Linked DNA regions of Homo sapiens: region 2 is linked to region 1. A link is a loop called in an ENCODE intact Hi-C map of the cell type or tissue named here. Cell type or tissue: Calu3. All regions are shown on one strand. Each heading gives the region's core, and the rest is flanking DNA. Links, peaks and the distances in the headings are about the cores only. Region 1 has its middle 55 kb from the start of CAPRIN1. Region 2 overlaps CAPRIN1 (cell cycle associated protein 1).

What was found. A loop is a pair of places that touch in the nucleus more often than their neighbours do. Peaks named below come from ENCODE experiments on the same cell type or tissue, not always from the same donor. Only the 100,000 strongest peaks of a DNase experiment are listed, where the experiment ranks them.
Region 2: it touches region 1 in a loop (5-fold over the local background); 19 of 110 quality-filtered maps call a loop at or near these places.

The regions. Positions count from the first base shown.
Region 1 is chr11:33,994,126-33,999,505 of GRCh38, reverse strand. No RefSeq gene overlaps it. Among named protein-coding and RNA genes, the nearest start is that of CAPRIN1, 55 kb to the left of the region's middle. RefSeq lists enhancers at 2,042-2,542, 2,543-3,043. In Calu3, for the core only: a CTCF peak has its summit at 2,328 (motif pointing left); a DNase peak (open chromatin) is centred at 2,335.
Region 2 is chr11:34,073,085-34,078,464 of GRCh38, reverse strand. CAPRIN1 (cell cycle associated protein 1) reads right to left here. Exons shown (of 19, transcript NM_005898.5): 5 at 1,991-2,229; 6 at 1,823-1,905. Among named protein-coding and RNA genes, the nearest start is that of CAPRIN1, 24 kb to the right of the region's middle. In Calu3, for the core only: no CTCF peak of the experiment used is centred there; a DNase peak (open chromatin) is centred at 2,854.

The DNA of each region.
Region 1 (5,380 bases), core at 244-5,243:
ACAGATTACATCCACCAGGTAACAGATGAGAGAAAGAAGAATATAGTTCAAAAGTTAGCAAGTACCCATATAGTCTTCTGTAGACCCTGTAAAAGGATTATTGCAATCATATTGAGCACTCAACCTCCACCCCCCATTTGAAAAACAAATCATGATAAGATTTAGTGCAATTTAGATGGATTCAGGAAGAACCATTTGGACAACACATTCTTGGCTGGCACTGGAAGGAAAGAACCAGCCGGGCATGGAGGCTCACACTTGTAATCCCAGCACTTTGGGAGGCTGAGGCAGGCGGATCACTTGAGGTCAGGAGCTTGAGACCAGCCTGGCCAACATGTGAAACTCTGTCTCTACTAAAAATACAAAAATTAGCCAGGCGTGGTGGCTGGTGCCTGTAATCACAGCTACTCTGGAGGCTGAAGCTGGAGAATCGCTTGAACCCGTGAGGCGGAGCTTGCAGAGAGCCGAGATTGCACCACTGCACTCCAGCCTGGACAACAGAGCGAGACTCCGTCTCAAAAAAAAAAAAAAAAAAAAAAAAAAGAACCAGACCAAGGATGGAATAAGTGCTAAGTGTCTCCCTGTGTCAGGCCCTGTGCTAAGCACTTTACATGCATTATGTTAAATTTTCTCATTAGTCTTTTGAGGAAGGTTTTAATATCCTTTATTTGTAGGATATATTGAAGCTCAGAGACTTGAGATGACATCTAAATTCGCATAGCTAATAAGTGGAAGAGCTGGATTTGAACCAAGCTCGGCTTGGCCAGCAGTCCATATTGCTTTTAAATAAAATGATGTGTGTCGTTTAGCAGTTTAAAAGGTTAAAGGTGTGATTACAAGGTATTCATACTGGATCTGTTTCTTTCCCACCTCCCTGAGCCACTAGAAGAGGAATTGAGGACAGGTATTTTTTCCCCTGATTTCACTGTTCAGTTCTGCCAGACTCCATCTCCCCCTCCACTATATAGTTAACACCATTTTAAAAAGTTCTGCAGCCCCCTTTCACCAGGTCTCAGTTTTGTTTTTTGTTTGTTTGTTTGTTTGTTTTGAGATGGAGAATCTCGCTCTGTTGCCCAGGCTGGAGTGCAGTGGCACGATCTCGGCTCACTGCAACCTCCGCCTCCTGGATTCAAGTGATTTTCTTGCCTCAGCCTCCCAAGTAGCTGGGATTACAGGCGTGTGCCACTATGCCTGGCTAATTTTTGTATTTTTACTAGCAATGAGGTTTCACTATGTTGGCTAGGCTGGTCTCGAACTCCTGACCTTAAGTGATCCGCCCGCCTTGGCCTCCCAAAGAGCTGGGATTACAGGCATGAGTCACCACACTCGGCCTCACCAGGTCTCAGTCTTGAACCTCTTGCCCTAACCCATTTCAAAGGCTGTGGACTGATCTGAACTTCAACTTCTCCCTGCCCTGCCACCCCCATACTCTCAGGTTGCTATCTTCACTGCTTTTCTCCAGTTTCTTATCCCTCTCTGCTCCCCTGGACAGCCTGCGTTCCAGGCACAGCTTTCCTGGCTAAGGGCATGATTCCTATCTCCTCCGTGGCTGTCTTGCCAGGGCCCCTTAGGCCACTCTGACTCCACTTCATTCCCCTCCCCCTCCCATCCTAATGCCATACAGTCTCCACCCCTCCTCCTTTCAGTTTCTGGCATTGACGAGTGGGAAATGCACTAAGCAGCTTCTATGTGCCAGGCACTAATCCACACATTTGCACCAGGGATGCAAATATGAACAAGTAGATCATTCTGTAATGAAGGAGGCCAACAGAGTTCTGAAACAATGAGACAAGTGTTCAAATACAGGCATGCACGGGATGTCCATGTCATGATAACAGTGAGATAGTCTCTTCTGATGCCAAAGTGGAGACTGGTGGAGCCTTCCCAGATAAGGTGAAGACTTACCTGAATCTAGGAGAATGAGTAGGAGTTTCCATAATTTCCCACCAGCTGGGTTGCTATGGTTATAGCTATAGTAGGCAACTGAAATTTAAGGAGTAGGGGTAGCAGGAGAGGTGAGAAAGTAAAAGGGAGGGTACTTTAGGACTTTTCATTTCCTCTGCACAATCCTTTAAGGTTAAGGAAAAAAATCATATTCCGGACTAGAGTTTCATTCTTCTGCTAACAGGGAGAAATTCCTTCTCTTCTTTCCATTTTGCAAAAATAAAATAGTGAGGGGGAGAGGAAGTTGTTACGTGAATAATTACCTTTCCCGTAATAACTACTCATTTTTAAAGGTGGTTACCGCGTGTTAGAGACGGCGCTGTGTGCTCTTACTGGATACAACGTTCTCAGTCTGTTCTGGAACTGCATTGTTTGGGGTTCCACCTGCTGGTAAGAGCTGGAAGTTCAGAAGTTCAATCACCCTGTCCGCGGGGCTCCATCCTCCTTGCCTTTAGGTGTCCTAGGGCCGAAGAGCCCTGACAGGTGTCTCGAGGTGAAGCTCAGACTGTTTGGACCTATTTCAGTGGGTTGACTGCAGCGAAGGGCCTGAGTGCTGCAGAAGCTGGCCGTGGCGTGGCGGGCAGTGGCCAAATCCAGGCCCCGGTTCTCTGCTACTGGAGCAACCATTGTTGCTAGAGTGGAATCTGCCGCAGATGGGGGTAGGGAGATCCGAGGATGGGTTGCAATTCCCTTGGGGTTACGCTCACGGAGGCAGCTCACAGCCCAAACGTCCAAGGTTTATATTTAATTCCTTCATGCAGCTCCAGGTGGGGAGAAACAGCAGATCCGGTGCGGATGTGCACCCCAACCCTTCAACTGAGAAGGAGCCAGAGCAAAGTGCAGAGGTGGGGCCTCAGCTCCCCAGTTCAGGGAAAGGGGATGCCTGTGCTCTGCAGAGGCCTCTTGTCATTGCTAAGCCGAGACTCCAGGGTTTGATTACTAATGTAATAAGCTTATTTTGCAAATTCAAGGTCTTAAGAGATAGACCAGAGCCAATTCCAGCATCCAGGACTTAAAGAACACAAAATCACCATCTACACTCTTCCTCTGGTTTATTGCCAAGGATGGCCACATGGTCTGTATCTCTTTACCCACTTGGACTTGTTTGTTGCCTTCTCCTGTCTCTGGATTCTTTCTGGGTTGCCCACATTCGCCTCAATATATCTAACTCCAAATCCCAGGGAGAAGGTTTGAGACTGGGGAAAGGGGTTAGTTGTCCTCACCCGAAGATCCCTGGGCTCACTCTGCAAACTTGCCCCTAACTCCCTACTGAAGGGAACCTCCTTCACTCAGTTAAGCGTCAGGCCCCTAGATGTTTCCTTGGTGTTCCTTGGTGGACAGGTCTATGCGACTTCATCCCCCAAAGTCCAAAGAAACTTGGAGAGGCTGAAGAAAGAGGCTGACAAATCCAGTTCCTTAGAAAGAAACATTTAGGGCTGGGCATGGTGGCTCACGCCTGTAATTCCAGCACTTTGGGAGGCTGATGCAGGCGGATCACCTGATGTCAGGATTTCAAGACCAGACTGACCAACACGTTGAAACCCCATCTCTACCAAAAATACAAAAATTAGTGGGCCATGGTGGTGCGCACCTGTAATCCCAGCTACTTGGGAGACTGAGGCAGGAGAATCGCTTGAACTCGGGAGGCAGAGGTAGCAGTGAGCCGAGATCGTGCCACTGCACTCCAGCCTGGACCACAGAGTGAGACTCTGTCTCAAAAAAAGAAAAAAAAAAAAAAAGAAATATTTAGTAGGGACTTGCCAACAGAAGCCATGTCTGTGTCTTGGGTGTCGGTTAGACAAAATGGTGGATCCCTGGGTCATCACCCTCCAGACCCAGGGCTTATGTACTCAGGGAAAGGGTGTTCGTGCTTCAGAAAAGATATGTAGGACAAATGAAGTACAATAACATCAAGGTTGTTTTTTAAAATAGTTAATAATAATCCATTTTATATTTCAAAAGAGCTAGAAGATTTGAAATGTTCCCAATACAAAGAAATGATACATTTCAAGGTGATAGATATGCTAAATACCCTGATTTGATCATTACACATTGCATGCATGTAGCAAAACATCACATGTAACCCATAAATATGTACAAATGTCATGTATCAATACAAGAACAATTAGGAAGCAAAATCAAGATTGTTAGATATTTTCATATTACATCTTAAGAGAAGAACTCTTTGAAATGACAGTGTCTCCTTTTTTTCAATTCTTGTAATACATTCAAAATTACTAGGCCAATTTAAGAAAACCTCATAGTCAAATTCACATTTTATTTTCTGGCTATTTCAGGCAAAAGAGAGGTTTGATTTAACTTAGCCACATGATTTACTCATGAATCAACAAAGTTGTTTTGACCTAAGGGCAGGATTTATAGTAAGTAGATGCTCTCACACAAAGAACAATAGATAAACAATATTTTAGAGATGTTCCTGGAACTGGAGTTAATCAGAAGTCAACATGGTGCAACATGGAGTCAACTCCAGGACGGCATTGCTTTGGCCTCCACATTTAAGGAAGGAAGACTCTAAAGATATCTTCAGGTCAGGCGCAGTGGCTCATGCCTGTAATCCCAGCAATTTGAGAGGCTGAGGCAGGCAGATCACTTGAGGTCAGAAGTTCGAGACCACCAACATGGTGAAACCCCGTGTCTACTAAAAATACAAAAATTAGCTGGGCGTGGTGGCACGTGCCTGTAGTCTCAACTACTCGGGAGGCTGAGGCAAGAGAATGGCTTGAACCTGGGAGGTGGAGGTTGCAGTGAGTTGAGATTGCGCCACTGCACTCCAGCCTGGGTGATGGAGTGAGCAAAAAAATACAAAATAATAATAATAAAAAAGATATATTTAAAGGTAATCTACAGGCCGGGTGAGGTGGCTCATGCCTGTAATCTCAGCACTTTGGGAGGCCCAGGTGGGCAGATCACTTGAGCTTGGGAGTTCTAGACCAGGCTGGGCAACAGGGCAAGACTCCTGTCTCTACAAAAAATACAAAAATTAGCTGGATATGGTGGCACGCACCTGTAATCCCAGCTACTCAGGAGGCTGAAGCAAGAGGAGCACCTGAGCCTGGCAGGTGAAGGTTGCAGTGAGTCAAGATAGAGCCACTGTACTCCAGCCTGGGTGACACAGTGAGACCCTGTCTCAAAACAAGAACAAAGGTAATCTATATTAAACTGCTGGCAGCTTCTTTTGCTGAATAAGAAAGAAAAAAAAATTTGTTACACACAGATTATCTCATATAATCTTCACAGTAATTCTGTGAAGTAGGCATTATTGTTATTCTCATATAGTTAAGAATACTAAGGCTTAGTGGCACAAAGTAATTGCCCAAGTTTTCAGTGGTCCATAGCAGAGAAGCAAATCAAAATAAGTTCTGTTGGACTGAAAACTCTCACACATGCTGCCTCACTTCCATGGAAAGAGCCCCCA
Region 2 (5,380 bases), core at 274-5,273, 79 kb before region 1:
ACTATCAGAATTTGGTGTACCAGGGTATTTTTTAAAAGTGCAGGGCAGAGGGGGAGATGTATGAAGAGTTATTACTTTCAATTTTCTTAGCTTGTGTATTATTAATAGATACATAGTAGGGCCACTCCCCGATAGGTCACTGTGAAGAAAAATAAAACTTTGAGGACCATATTGTATCAAAAGCATTGGGAAATTAATCTTAATAAACTACCAACAACTCTTTAGATAATGAACACTTCATATGTTTTCCTTATTTCACTTCAGCGGCTCCTGGCTCAAAACTGTTTTCAAAAAGTTATAGATACAAATCAAATGTACATAAAAACACTAATTTGGGTATATTAGTACCTTCCCATTATAAAGATTAGTACCTTTCCATTGTAAAGATGTTACATTCCTAAGATGTGGGAACAAGATTAGGTAGAAAATAACCCCAAAACAAGCTATAAGCTTAAAGGTTTAATAACACCTTTGTTACTCTTCAACAATGCTCATGAAAATCTGATGAAGCTTGACCTAAAACTACTTTTTTAAGTTAACAAGCTTATACATATAGAACTTGCAGAACTAAAAGCAAAAGGGTAAACACATATTGTACAAAGAAATACAGACCAGAGTAAATGTTAACAAACCAAGAAAATTATTTCTTAAATGAAGAAAGGACAGACAAGGACTGGCACCCATTTCCTTAAAGCAAATATACTCTTCTAAATTTTGCCAATTAAAGCTCATACCATTTTGGTGATTAAAGCTTATAATCCAATCTGATTTCTTTTCAACCAATAGCTAAAAATGCATAAATACAGATACTTTCATTTTATGTTCAAAAATCTACCTTCCTAATGCAACCTTATAAATGGCAAAGATAAGAATCTATTCCCTGATTTCACAGAAGGCTAAAAACGTAAATTCCTATACTGAAGGAGTGAAACGTAAATGTCCCTTTTTAAAAAAATCAGTTCACAGTTGCATGTTTGAGAATAAGGAGCTCACAAAGAAAACTAGACCAAGTATCAGCATATTTTAAATACAGAAAAAAATTAACATCCTCAAATTAGCAGATGTCTAAGACAAACTAAAGAAAAACTAAGGCAATAACCATGAGCAGAATGTATGAAATGCAATAATTGTTTCACAAAACTTCAGCCATAAAACAAACAGTCCCTATCTATTACCAAAAGCTGTGGAAAGTCAATCTAATGTTAATCTGTCCACCTCAAACACAGTTAAGTTACATACAAGACCATGTGAAGTTAGGACTATCATATTCCCAGTTTTAGTTGTTTGTTGCTGGTGTTCTGATTTCCACATTACAGATTAAACATACAAAGAAACAAAAAAGAAATAAACCAAACAGTAAATAGCAGATGAATGCTATGTATACATTTCTAAATTTTATTCAATTAATATTAATTTTAAATAGGAAAACTAGCTGGGCGCAGTGGCTCACACCTGTAATCCCAGCACTCTGGGAGGCCCAGGCAGGTGAATCATTTGTGGTAAGGAGTTCGAGACCAGCCTGGCCTACATGGCGAAACCCTGTCTCTACTAAAAATACAAAAAATAGCCAGGCGTGGTGGCGCATGCCTGTAATCCCAGCTACTTGGGAGGATGAGGTGATAGAAATCACTTAAACCTGGGAGGCGGAGGTTGCTGTGAGCTGAGATCACACTACTACACTCCAACCTGGGCAACAGAGTAGACTCTGTCTCCAAAAAAAAAAAAAAACTAATTTTTTTCTTCCAAGTGAACTATAAACATAAGAAAATTAGTTTTTAAAGATTCCTAGTTATAAAATCAAAGTTATCACAGTGATACTCACAGGTGGTTCCACATACAGGTTTTTCCTTCCCTTCCAGCAGGTCCCACAGGTGAATGGAGGCATGTTCATACTGTTCATTCAACCTTTTAATAGTAAATAGCTAATTAATAACCTTTCAGTTGTCAACTTAAATACTCAGAAGTTTCTATTATCAAATACCACTAATACCTCAAGCTCATGTCCCGTTCAGGGTCTACTAGCTTATAGAATTCATCCAACAATGACAACTCCTCTTCGGACAATATTGGCACTCCATTCAAACCTTGTTTCAGGTCAGTCCGCACTTCATCATCTCCCAATTTGTCCAAAACATACTGTAGCTCAAGTACAGTTTTTAAACGTTTCTGTTCAGCTTCTTCTCTCATAAGCTGCTCCCGACGTGCTGTCTTCTTTATTGTTTTCTGAATCTGCAAAACAATATAAAAGTAAAACACCAAAATTAGTTATATAAAACTTAGTTCAATCCATTTCAGGTCCAGCTTAAATAAAACATGTTTTACTCAATGAGTGAGATATGACCTCAATACACAAAAGGATGATTCCTGACTTACAAATAGTTTTAAACATAATCTATTTTAAGCAATTGTTAAAAATTCAGAACAGCTCTTTCCCTAGAAGGTATTTTACTACTGAACTATTACTGATGAAACAATGTGTTTGGGGCTTGTTTGAAAATAATCTAGAGGGCAAAGGGAGCAAGGAAATGAATGTGGATTTATATGAAATACGATTGACCATGAGATGATAAATATACAAGCTGGGTACAGGTACAAAGAGTTTCATTGTATTGTTTTCTTTAGTTAGGTATATATATCTGAAGTTTTTCATTATGCATATAAAAAGTAAAAATTTAATGAATTTAGAAATTATACAGAAATGTAAAGGCCTAGGCCAATTAAAAAAGAAACCCAACCACAGCAACAATAAAAATCTTACCTCAATCTAGCTCCTCTATGGGCAAATGACCCAAAGTTCTAACTTTGAGTATCTACTAATGACTCACAAGGAAATGCCAAAAACCCACAAGGGCCCCTTTGTCCCAAATAATCCGCTGCCAGTCTCAGAAAGTTATTCCATCTTACTGAAAAGAGTGCCTAATTTGTTTTTATGAATAAGATGATGCTGGTGGAGAAAAATAGATAAAGCTAAGTATGAATGTATTTTTCCCACATTCCTTTTTTTCTTTCCTGGAAAGGCTGAAAGGAAAGCATCAGCCAAACTCAATTATTCCTCTCCCTCTCCCGTGTATCTAACATGAGGTTGGGAATAGAGGAAGGCTAGTCTTCTCAAAAGCCATGGTAGTGCTTTCCTTTCCACCTTTTCCCCCTTCTCAAGCCTCACTAGGATGAACCAAGACACAGAAAACCAAAATAGGGACATATGAAACCTATACTAAAGGGAAAAATGGGGAAGGAGACCTGGGAAGAATGATGAAGGCTGCAAGAACAAGACAAATCTATAATGGTAACAGAGTGTGCAGAATAAATATCTTAGCAATAAATGGCAAGTGATAGCTACAGTGAGCTGAGATCATGCTACTGCACTCCAGCCTGGGTGAAACAGTGAGACTGTCTCAAGAAAAAAAAAAAAGTCTTTTTTAAAAAAATAATTTAAAAAAAGTTTTTTGAGGCAAGGTCTATGTTTCCAAGGCTGGTCTTGGGTCTTGAACTCCTGGCCTCAAGCGATCCTCTCACCTCAGCCTCCTTAAAATACTAGGATTACAGGTATGAGCCACCATGACCAGCCAGGAAGGTGTTTTTTGTTTGTTTTTTGAGATGGAGTCTCACTCTGTTGCCCAGGAGTGCAGTGGCACGATCTTGGCTCACTGACACCTCTACTTCTCGAATTCAAGTAATTCTGCTGCCTCAGCCTCCTGGGATTACAGGTGTGTGCTGCCAAGCCCGGCTAATTTTTGTATTTTTAGCAGAGACAGGGTTTCACTATGTTGGCCAGGCTGGTCTCGAACTTCTGACCTCAGGTGATCCACCCACCTCGGCCTTCCAAAGTGCTGGGGTTACAGGCGTGAGCAACCACACCCTGCCCAGGAAGGTCTTTATAGGTAGGTGGAGGCAGGAAACACAGGAAGAGGGACAGGAATATGAAAGGAAGTTAACAAAGCAAAAGAAGATAAGAAAGAAAGCTATTCTGTATGAAATGAACAGTTCAAGAAGGAAAAAGGTGAAAAGGTAGGCTGGAGCCAGGCTAAAGAAGTTCTTGAATGCTAAACAAAAAGCATGTTTAATAATTGTGTACAGTATACCAAAGGATCAAAGATAAATAACAGCTCTGCTAATGAAGTTAAAGCTCAGAGAAAGGTCCTGAAAATACCAGTGTTACAAGAGAAGCAAAAAAGGATACAGGTATTTTCATTACACAGTGATAGTAACTTCCAAAATAGATGTTACATTAAACTGTATAGCAATCCTGCTTCTATTTTAAAAAAGCAAGAAAAAGAAATTGGGCAGGGTTCATTAAGCTAAGTGGAATAAATCTCTCCTTTGGTGCTATGGTCTGAATGCATCCCCCTAAAATTCAAGTGTTAGAAACTTAACCCTCCCAACGCAATAGTGTTGGGAGGGTGGGCCTTTTGGGAGCTATTTAGAATGAATTAATACTACTATAAAAAGAGCTTGCAGGAGTATGATCACTCTCTCTTGCCCTTAAGCCTTCTACCACCAGGTGAGGACACAGTAATGCAACAAGATGCTGGTACCTTGATCTTGGACTTCCCAGCATCCAGAAGTGTGAGAAACAAATTTCTGTTCTTTATATAAATTATCCGGTCTCAGGCATTCCATTATAGTAACACAAAGTTGACTAAGACACTAGGTACAAAATTAAATTACTTTTTTTGTTTTCAGCAAAGATTTTCCTTCCCTGATCAGATGTAATAAGTAATTCTAAGATTAAGTAATTGAAGCTAGGCACGTTGGCTCACACTGTAATCCCAACACTTTGGGAGGCTGAGGCAGGCCGATCATCTGAGGGGTCAGGAGTTTGAGACAAGCCTGGCTGACATGGTGAAACCCCATCCCTACTAAAAATTAGAAAATTAGACTGGCATGGTGGCGCAGGTCTGTAGTCCCAGTTACTCAGGAGGCGGAGGTTGCAGTGAGCTGAGACAGCGGCACTGCACTCCAGCCTGGGCGACAGAGCAAGACTCTGTCTCAAAACAAGACAAACAAACAAAAATGATTAAGTGCTTGAAATATATTAGTTATGCATCAAATACTGTTCTAAGCACAACCGTATGAGGTTATTATTACCACTTTACAGATTAGAAAACCGAGGCACTGTGATGGCCTCTGCCCATCAGCCCCCTTTCTATCCTATTGGATCTGTTTCTCTGGAAAACCTTGACTAATACAAGAACAGTGAAATTAAGTAACTCATCCATGGTCAAACTACAAAGTCAAGTCACAAAATTAGGATTCAACTGGGCAGTCTGTTTCTAGAATCTGATCTCTTAATCCCTACACTGCATTGTCTCATATAATAAACTTTTTTGTTTCAGCAAATTAGAGGCAACTTTACATAGTCACACATTACTTAACAAGG